Linked DNA regions of Homo sapiens: region 2 is linked to region 1. Evidence: read pairs that join two places in POLR2A ChIA-PET (ENCODE). Cell type or tissue: OCI-LY7. All regions are shown on one strand.

Region 1 (5,000 bases):
ATGCTTGGGAACCTGTATCTGCTTTGGGCAATTTTTTTTTCATCATGGCACCAGCAGCTGTTCATTTTCACTGTAACTTTTATTATTAGTCTCTTCTGGAATGGAAGATCTAACTGTGTTTGGCTGCTGTTTCTTCACGAGCTCCTGGGATCTGGACTCCCCAAGTCAGAAGTGTAAGGTGTGAAGCTTTGTGGCTTGTTGTGAAGAGAAAGTCAGTGGTTTTGGGAAAAGAAATGGATCTCTTTACATAAGTGTGTGTGTGTGAGAGAGAGAGAGAGAGAGAGAGAGTGTGTGTGTGTGTGTGTGTGTGTGTGTGTGTGTGTGTGTGTGGAGTGGGGGAGGGGGCGCGGGTAGTTTGTACTCCATAAGCTTCTTTTGGATAATGACTTAAGGGCAAATGGGCTGTGGACTCAGTCACAGTTTGGAGTTCTGGGAATGTTGAAAAAAGTATTTTCAGAGTTTCCCAAGATATGTTTCAAGGAGAACAGTCCTAACTCGTTTTGCAAAAATTGCTGTTAAGGTCATATGTGCTTGAGAAATGCTGCATGCTATAGGCTCCACTTGGAGATTCATTATGCATATTAGTGCTTATATTACTTAGGGGCCAGTCTAAGTTCTGGATCAAAGACCCCAAGATACAGTGGCTCAAACAAGATGGAAGTTTCTTTCTAACAATCCAGAGATGATTAGTACAAGGCTGAGTAGGTGGCTTTCTGGTCCAAAGTGGCTGCTCCTGCTCTTGTCATCACATTTACATCCCAGCCAGCAGAAAGGAGAAATGGCAAGTCAAACATAGGCTTATTTCTTTAAACAACATGACTAGAAGAGACACCTCACTTCTGCTCACATCCCCTTATTCAGATCTTACATCCTCATTCCCAGCTGAAAGGGAGGCCAGGAAAAAGCATCTAGCTGGCATATATGTGTTCAGCTAAAATTTAAGAGTTTTATTATTAAAGAAAGAGGAAGAGAATGACTATTGGAGAACAACTAGTTATCTCTGCCACAGCATATTGAAGGCTTTGAGAAATCCTGCAGCTAAGAGATTTGGTCTGTTTTTGGTTTTTGTTTTGTTTGTTGATGAAAAAGCTACCAATAATCCAGAGTCATTAGTGTTCCTTGGAACATGCCTTGGGAAATGCTTTTATAGGTAACCTCAAGTCAGCGGGGTCTATTGCACTCCCCTTCCTCCAAGATCTGAGTGCTGAGACCATGGCCTTGCAAACTGCCTGATTATTATTTGGAGAGTGTCAGCTAGTGGGCTTTTCTGGAACAGAACGAGACTGGATATTGTATATGGGAAGCTGGTAGAATATTGTGCATGCAAAGCTGGTATGTTTTTGAGTTTGGAAATTCTCTGTTCTAATTTCAGGGAGGAACAGTTAGAGCAAAACAAAATGACAAATACTGCACACACCCAAGAGTAAGAGGCTCTAGTGCCAGCCCAAATATTTATACACCAGCCAGCCTCCAGAATGGGACAGAAGAACCAATGAATACCTTTTCCCTGGGGGATCATGACAGAGGTAGGCTACATTGCATGTTCCACATGTGAGAGGCATGTCTGAAATGAGGAGCAGTAGAAGGGCGGCCATTGGCAATTAGTCAAGGTTGGGAATCCTGAGGAGGCTTCTCCATGGGAACATCCCCCTGGGTCTGGGCTGAGGAAAGGAGGAGAAAGTATGAGCTTTCAGGCTAGACAGGGTTCAAATCCCAGCTCTGCCTTGTAGTAGCTGGGTGACCTTGAGCAAGCTCTTTAACCTCTCAGAGGCTCTGTTTCCTCATTTGTAAAGTGTAGGTGTGAGTCACTGTCTCCTAGGGTCATTGCAATGATCAAATATAGAAAAGAAAAAGTGTCTGGCACTCCTCCTCCTCCTTTTCATACCACAAGGACATTGGGCTCCTGTACCCAAGGTAAAATTAAGCTTTGCCTACAGTGGCTGCAGAGGGCAGTTCTAGCCCCATTATTCCTTGTCTGATAGAAGAAAGTGGCAAATCTGGCCTAATGCAATCACAGCGAGGAAGGCAGAGAAAAAACACTGGGCAAAGGGGCAGGAGAGAGGGTGAAAGCCCCAGTCCTGCTGTGAACTGGATCCCTTCCCCTCTCTGGGCCTCAGATTCCTCCAAGTTAATCGGACTAAATGGCCTGGGGTCTGTTCAGTTCATACAGTTGGTGGGCTCTGGCCTTATCCTCAGACTGCCAGCTCTTCTCTGAAAAATAGATGGAATTTTTCTTGAATTTTCAGTATGTGCAAGAAGCACGTACTTCTCCAAAATGCCTTCCTGTGTTAATTTATTTGACTAAGAAGGTTTGCAGTGACAGACACCAAACAGGAAACGGCTGTCATAGCTGCTGTCTGCAAGTTTTGTTTTTTTTTAAGGCTTTCTCCTGCACAACTCACCTTCTCTTCATGGCTTGGTATCAAGTGCTGGGGTGAATGGAAGGGAAAGGGAAAGGGAAACACATTTTTAGAAGGGAACATTTTCCTTCAAGTTCAGGGTCTACTGAAGGTTAAGGAGTATGACTATCCACAATGGCAGCGTTAGGTGGCTCCATTGCAGGGCCTTTGCACACTCAGTTCCCTCTGCCTGGAATGTCCACTCTGCTCGGTTTTTCTAGTTAATTCTACTTCTTTAGGATCAGCTCAAGCATCACTTTCTCAGAGTCTTCCAGATCCGTCTAGATTGTTTGTTGGTGCTGTGTTCTTGTAGAACCTTCCTTCAGTGCACTCATCTTGGTTTGCAATGGCATGTTCAGTAGTGTGATGTTTTGGTTAATGTCTCCCTACCCTCCTGTAACTGGACCATAAGCCCCACAAAGACAGGAGCCTTGTGGCTTGCCACCACATCTCTGGCAGCGAGCATGGTGCCTGGTACATAGTAAGCACTCAGTCCATGTCCATTGAATGAATGAGAAAACTCCCACCCCTTCCACAGCCCAGGTAGGCTGGCCACGACACAGTGTCTGTGGGATACATCTTGGCCTTGTCCCCTCGCCTGGTCAGCCTCGTCATGCAGGCCTTTTTTGCTTTCCATTCTCCAGGACTTTGTTTCCACTCTACCAAAGCATCTGATAAATTAATCCAGAGCCAACACTGGTGCCGGAGGCCCATGACAGCCCCTTCCGCAGCTACTTATAACTAACTTGGGGAGCAGGGGCCTCTGAAGACTGCGAGAACTTTGAGGCCAAAAGGAATGAGTATCTAATGGTGGAACTTCAGGTACCCCAAATGGCAGTAGAGGAAAAGGCTAACCCTGATCTTAACACTGTATCAATACCTTTTCTTGGAACTCAAAGACTCTAAGTCAGCCCCGTCTTCCAAGCCGCATTGAGGGCATTGTGCTAGCACACTGTGGGCACATGCATGTGTGTGTGTGTCTGTGTGTGCACACGTGTGCCTGTGTGTGTGTGTGTGTGATGAATTAGAGGGAACAGAAGACAAAGACATTGGTCTTGATTGGCAGACCTATAGGAGAAGGCAGGGCCCCCAGATGATCTCGTGTTGAACAACTCACCAGACTGTCCTGCTGGCAACAGCACGACGGCCTCTGGAAGCTCGCCCTTGCTTGTCGACATTACAGAACAGGATTATGTTCCTAACTGGGGTTTCATGCAGCACATGGGAAGGGCCCATTCCCTTGGGCTCCTGGGAGGTGTGTGACCTGCTGTCTTAGGCCCAGAGCCAAAGCCTGTTCTGGAACCAGAAGAGTCAGGGCTTGGCTGTGGCTTCGGAGCCAAAGGAAGCCCCCACCCAGCCAAGATCAGGTCTGGGAGGGGCAGGACCAGAATGTGACCCTTCCCTTGAGGGTATCTTGAAGGTGAGGCCTGGAGCTACAGGAAGGAGGCCCTGAGAGCCCTAGGTGGGGAAGGGCGCAGCAGAATTACCCACTGTCAGAGGGGATTCTGAGGGAGGGCCTCCTGCTTCTTAGGAAAGCACGAGTGTAGAGTAAGTTCCTGGGATAACTTGGGCAGTAGAGAGGAATTTGGGAAACAGGATGGGTTTTTTGGGAGTTTTCTGGGAGGTAAGTAGACTTGAAGGAAAGCAAACTTAAAGCAGAATGGAGTTCAGGATCCTGGAAGGTAAGTTGGCAGCACATCTTCCAAAGATGAGAGCTGTTGGTGTCTGATACCAATGCTGCCTCCAATGGGCTGATCCAAAAAAGCTCACTCTAGTTAAGCTGCCTCATTTCAGAGACAAGAAAACTGAGGCTGGGGCCAAAGGATTAAGTGATGAAACATTGCATCTCTCAAACAAAAACGTTTCAGGAAGGTGAAATCAGAGATGTGAATGTGCCATGGGGAAAATAGCTCCACAAACCCAAAATATAATCTGCCACCATAATCTCAAGGGGACCTAGGACCGATTGAGAGATTAGTTGTGTCCAGAAGGCTGTTCCCTTACCAAGCACGTGTGCACAGATAAGAGAGGTTATATAAGATGGGAGGCCAGGGAGCCAGGAGCATGCAGACAAGAAAAACATTAGTGCAGGGAGGTCACCTTGATCCGAGGAAGCCCATTGTGCTAAGATTAGAGCTGGCCCTCACAGAGGTTACAAAACAAATCAGGGTCACGGCCCTGTGGGCCCTAAGGCACACGGGAAAACAAAATCTGGAACCTTTAAACACTTTAAAATCTGGATTGAGAAAGTGAAGAGATTGCTCCTCTCTGGCAGGCTGCTCACTGGAGGTTTTTCAAGCTGAGCCAGACTGCACACAATTGTTAGTAATTTGTGATCCTGAGATACCAAATTAGTTAATTTTCCTGCATGTGAATTTTCCTTTTTTAATCCCACCTCATCTTTAGGTCCAGAATTCAGCTCCTGCTGTATTAAATCCTGTTTTTAAAGGCAAACTGTTTTTTTCTCCTGGAAAAAAAAAAGAGATAGATGCATTAACATGATCTGAAAGGCCAGATTAGCATTTTCTCCTGATAATTAAGATTCCGCACTAGACAATCACTACCTTATTTCTCCTAAGATGATAGACACCTGGCTTATGT
Region 2 (5,000 bases), 140 kb after region 1:
CAAAAATTAGCTGGGTGTGGTGGTGTGCGCCTGTAGTCCCAGCTACTCGGGAGGCTGAGGGAGGAGAATCACTTGAACCCAGGAGGTGGAGGTTGCAATGAGCCATGATCGCACCACTGCACTCCAGTCTGGCGACAGAGCGAGACTCCATCTCAAAACAAAAAACAAAAACAAGCAAACAAACAAACAAAAAAACGGGGGGACAACAAACACCAGGGCCAACTGAGGGTGGAGGTTAGGAGATGAAGACTGAAAAACTACCTACTATGCAATCCCATTCACAATAGCCACAAAAAGAGTAAAATACCTAGGAATATCATTAACCAGGGAGGTGAAAGATCTCTACTATGCTCACTACCTTGGTGACAAAATCATTTGTACACCAAATCCCAGTGACATACAACTTACCCATGTAACAAACCTGCACATGTACCCTCTGAACCTAAAATAAAATATGGAAGGAAAAAAAAGTAAAGAGCTATAACATTGTATTGTGCTCTAAAAATTAGAGGGAACAGAGCAGCTTAATTACAAGTGGCCAGTTTTTCAGCTTTATATTCTTATGCTTGTTATGAGATCAATAAAAATTATTTCCTGATTTTCTAGTTCTAAACATGCCAAGAAAACAACTGCCCTAACCTGGTATGCTAACATTAATAAATCATAATTATGTTCTCAATACTGTAATAAAAGTGTACAGCAGCCTGAAAAAAGAAATTTCTTTCATAGATATATACAATGAAAGTCACATAATATTTCCCTAGGAATGATGTTTTTTCACATGAAGTCAGCTGGCTAAATAACAACAACAAAAAGGGCTGACCACCACCCAGTTTTCATTAATAACCAGTATGTTCTACAATGATAACACATGACAAAAATACCTTTATTGCACAGGTAGCTTCTATGTGTTTCAACTTCAACCTCTGGCAAAGCCATTAAGTATGCAATTTATCTTCAGTTCTTCCTTGGCTTGGTGGTAATATTTGCCTTCAAATACTCAATGACCCTCTGCCCTCTTTAATCCCTCAACACCCTTAAAAAGCAGAAAAGCATCTGACTTTTGGTCACTCATAGCTACAAATTATACTGTAGCTGATATTCATTCATACTAAATAATTAACCTCAGTGGGCATTTCTATTTTAAGTGCCTTTATAAGTAACTGAAAAATAAAGCCTTGTTTTCTTTGTTAGAAAGTTTGAGAATCAGTAAGGAGGCAGAGGTAGTGGGTTGGGAGCATATGAGGCCTATTCCCTGGTCCTAAAGACAAATGCCTATTAGGGCGACTTGTGATAATACAGGTGAGAAGGAGAATGAATGGTCCATGGTTTGTCTTGCAGAAGTCCTGTCTTCTGGCATAGAAAGGGTTTCTTTCCTTTTCAAATCAACCATCAGCCCCTCCTTGTTGACTGTGAGCTGGACCCTTTTGCCAACCTCCCTATACCAACCCAACTCAGTCTCACCCTCCACCTCTCCACACCAACCCAACTCAGTCTCACCCTCCATCTCTCTATACCAACCCAAATCAGTCTCACCCTCCTTCTTCTTTCTGCTTGAACACTCGTAGAGGCTTAAGAATATTTTGATTTCTAGCACAAGTGATATGCTTGATAAACATTTAAAAACATTTGAAACTATAACCAAAGCCACTCCCCCTCCCCTTCTATCTAGATGTTCTGAAACACATCCCTATAGGCATCTTTATTATTTTTCTGAGTTTACAAAATCTCTGACAAAGAACTTTCTCACTGGAATGACCTTCTTCCGTAAGTGCTATTATCGTGCAACAAAAACACCCAGTCTAGTGAAAATGAGCAAAACTTTATATATTTTACAGACTTGGGATAAAAGGAGAAAAAAAAGTTTATTAATATTTTACTTTACCTTTTATTAACTGATGTAGTAGTTGTTAACAGTGGCATATACATATAGCCTTGTACATAAGAGGTGCTAAATAAATATGTATTGAATGCAAGCATGGGAGTCTGCTCAGTAACAGGAAACTAAGAATTTAATCTGCATACAATCTTTTCCACAGTAAAGTGTCATCTGAGTGCCTGATGGGACTCTTTCCAGCTCTGCCTGCCAGCCCATAATTGGCACACAGTGGGGCCACTGGTCAGCAGAGAGCCATCTTCTTCTTTATTTTTTGAGACAGAGTCTCACTCTGTCACTCAGGCTGGAGTGCAGTGGTGCGATCATGGCTCACTGCAGCGTCAACTTCCCAGGCTCAGGTGATCCTCCCACCTCAGTTTCCCAAGTAGCTGGGATTACAGGCACACGCTACCACACCTAGCTAATTTTTGTATTTTTTGTAGAGCTGGGGTTTCACCGTGTTGGCCAGGCTGGTCTTGAACCTTTGGGCTCAAGCGATCCTCCCACCTAAGCCTCCCAGAGTGCTGTGCTTACAGGCATGAGTCACTGTGCCTGGCTTAGAGAGCCATCTTCTAACAGGGGCAGGAAACCCTGTTAGCTCCGGGTTATTCTTAAATCCTGATCCTGCTTCACCCTCAGCTTGACTTTGACCCCTACCAAGGTCTCAGCTCAGTTAGTTTCAGGCCGAGCTCCTCACTGGGCCTTACATGGACTCCCTGTCATAGCCTCTGAGTCTATAGGTGATGACCTCTCTTCTTACTTCCTGGTCCAAACAGAGTTGTTTGAAAGGCTGTCCAAAATAAAATTATAGGCTCGTAGAACTCATCCAAAGCAACTGCTCATTTTACTTAGAGTACCTTATTTATTCATTCTCTTCTATTTAAATTCAAGTAGGAATGAAAGATGAAGAAGATTTTTGGAAAATCTGGGAATATGGAATGCAGAATGATGAAGTCAAGAGGATGATTCACGGATTAAGATGCTATACTTATAAACAAACCTTTAAGGGAAACCAAATGTTATCATTGTGTGTAGGTGAGTGTCAAAAACAAATGTTGAAAAATTGCAAACAATTGGCACAGCACTGGTTTACTGCATGGAAATGCACCCTTCCTGCTGCCTCCTCACAGACTCACACTCAGTATTAACACTCACACAAGAACAACCGCTAATTAGATTGAGAGACAGCATGGGTAGGGCAAGCTGTCAGGTCTTCACAGAGTCTACCCTTTCTATTTTTGCCTCTTTTAAGAGCCTTCAAAAGGTTAACATTCAATACTATGGTAAATTAAAGCCCAGCCATCAGACCTCCATAGCCAAGGAAGAAGTTAGCAAAGCATAACAACCTTGACTACAGCAAATAGTATGCAGATGCTTTGGTTTTGGTATATAAAAGGTGGTCCTGGCAAAAGACATTTAATGCCACGTACTTCATTATTAAAGCTCAATGATCTCTCATGGCATTTCTTGGCCTGGTGACTTCAATCTCATACTGAAGCACTGTGCTTTTCTCAAAATATCAAATCTGTTTGGCATTTTTAAAAGCTATTCTGTTTTCCATCCCAACAGAATTCTCTGAGGTGTTAAGGGTACCGGGAAAAGGGAGGGTAGGTAGACAAGCCATTATTACCATGACTGTAGGTAGAAGCAAAAGGGGGATTTAATATGACCCAGATCCTAAAGATTCTTGGAAGCACCTACATGCAAAAGAATTTAGCATGAGGAATTCTTTTCTGAAGACAGGGATGCTAGCTGAATTAGTGATGGACAGGTTACAATGCTATAGTCCCTCTGGAGAGGTATTTCTAGCATCAAATCTTGGCTGCTGCTTTTTCCATTTTCTTTGTTACTACAAGTCACATTATACTGTTACCTATCATTTCTTCCAGGATGCTTCCTACAACTGTTGGTTTACCATCTTAGGCCACAATAATGCTTATGAATCCACTGCCTACTGATGTTTACCCTGAGTTTTTCCAACCATTTCCTCAAGGCACCTGGAGTTCCTGTGAAACATATGTTGGAACACCCAATAATAACAATCTTCCTTTGCTTCCAGCAGGCCGGGCACTATCACTTACATACTTTTTGACAGTCACTATGGTTCAAAACTATTTGTAAGAATACAAAATAATAACATAAGGAAAGGCCACAGAGAAATAAGCAATCTGCACTGCACACACACAACTCAGGAGCGGGTAACACATCACTCCGTAGCTAAGGGCATTTGTGGTTTTGGGCTTTGAGGCTTACTGTGTGAGGGAACCTTCCAGGTTGCTGCGCTGGCTCCGATACAGAGTATGAAACAGCACTTGGAGCATGGGAAAACTTGACACATGAAGTAATCGTAATGTACTCTTTTATGATAGTACATTTATGTATGTGCATATGTATATATACATCCACACATATACATTTTTTGAAGAAATATTTCAGGGATAAATAGCATTGCAATGAATCAGTGGTATGGGGTATGTAGGAAGATGTGGCTAGATATATAAGCTGGTATGGATTCTAGGTGTAAACATCTGGAGGGAAGGGACTGAATCTTATTCTTCCTAACATCTTCAGCACCAGGCACAGTCTTGGTACATCACAGAAGCTCAGGAAATATCTAGTGACTAAATGAATGACTGCATGGCCATTGCCACTGCGGCTGTGTCAAAGCCACAGAATGACCGCAGTGGTATATAAGCCACCAATAACATAGGGAAGCCTGATAACTGCTCTCCTGGAACTTATGGGGGCAAGTTAGAAAGAAAGCAGGAACTTTGGGGTAGGAGAAAAGAATACCATTGGAATTCACTTTTTGAAACATTCTTTTAATTTTAGGTTGTGAAGGCTCTTACGATGTGAGCGACAAATTAAGAATACTAAATATCGGTTGGTAAAGCTTTCTAATTAAATTTAGGGCACAGCTGATCTGATATATATTTACATTATATATCACTGATACTGAGCTGCATGGTAATCAGAAACACACAAACAATTCACATAATGACTGTAATTAATCAGGGGTTTCTACAATCGAACATAGGCGGGTTGGTCATTTCCTCCTTTGTGTTAGTTCTCCATTTTCTTTAACCATGTAAATCTGTTTGTTTCCCACTTATACCTTGAAATT

Evidence for each region. ChIA-PET counts read pairs that join two places held together with the same protein. Peaks named below come from ENCODE experiments on the same cell type or tissue, not always from the same donor. Only the 100,000 strongest peaks of a DNase experiment are listed, where the experiment ranks them.
Region 2: POLR2A ChIA-PET joins it to region 1 with 6 read pairs; 2 of 35 experiments call an interaction of 5 or more read pairs at or near these places.

What each region holds. Positions count from the first base shown.
Region 1 is chr13:41,490,750-41,495,749 of GRCh38, forward strand. No RefSeq gene overlaps it. Among named protein-coding and RNA genes, the nearest start is that of RGCC, 36 kb to the left of the region's middle. In OCI-LY7, no CTCF peak of the experiment used is centred here; DNase peaks (open chromatin) are centred at 1,792, 2,065 and 2,322; H3K4me3 peaks cover 1,429 bases; H3K27ac peaks cover 3,415 bases.
Region 2 is chr13:41,628,886-41,633,885 of GRCh38, forward strand. All of the region lies in intron 37 of VWA8 (von Willebrand factor A domain containing 8), which reads right to left. Among named protein-coding and RNA genes, the nearest start is that of MIR5006, 63 kb to the left of the region's middle. In OCI-LY7, no CTCF peak of the experiment used is centred here; no DNase peak of the experiment used is centred here.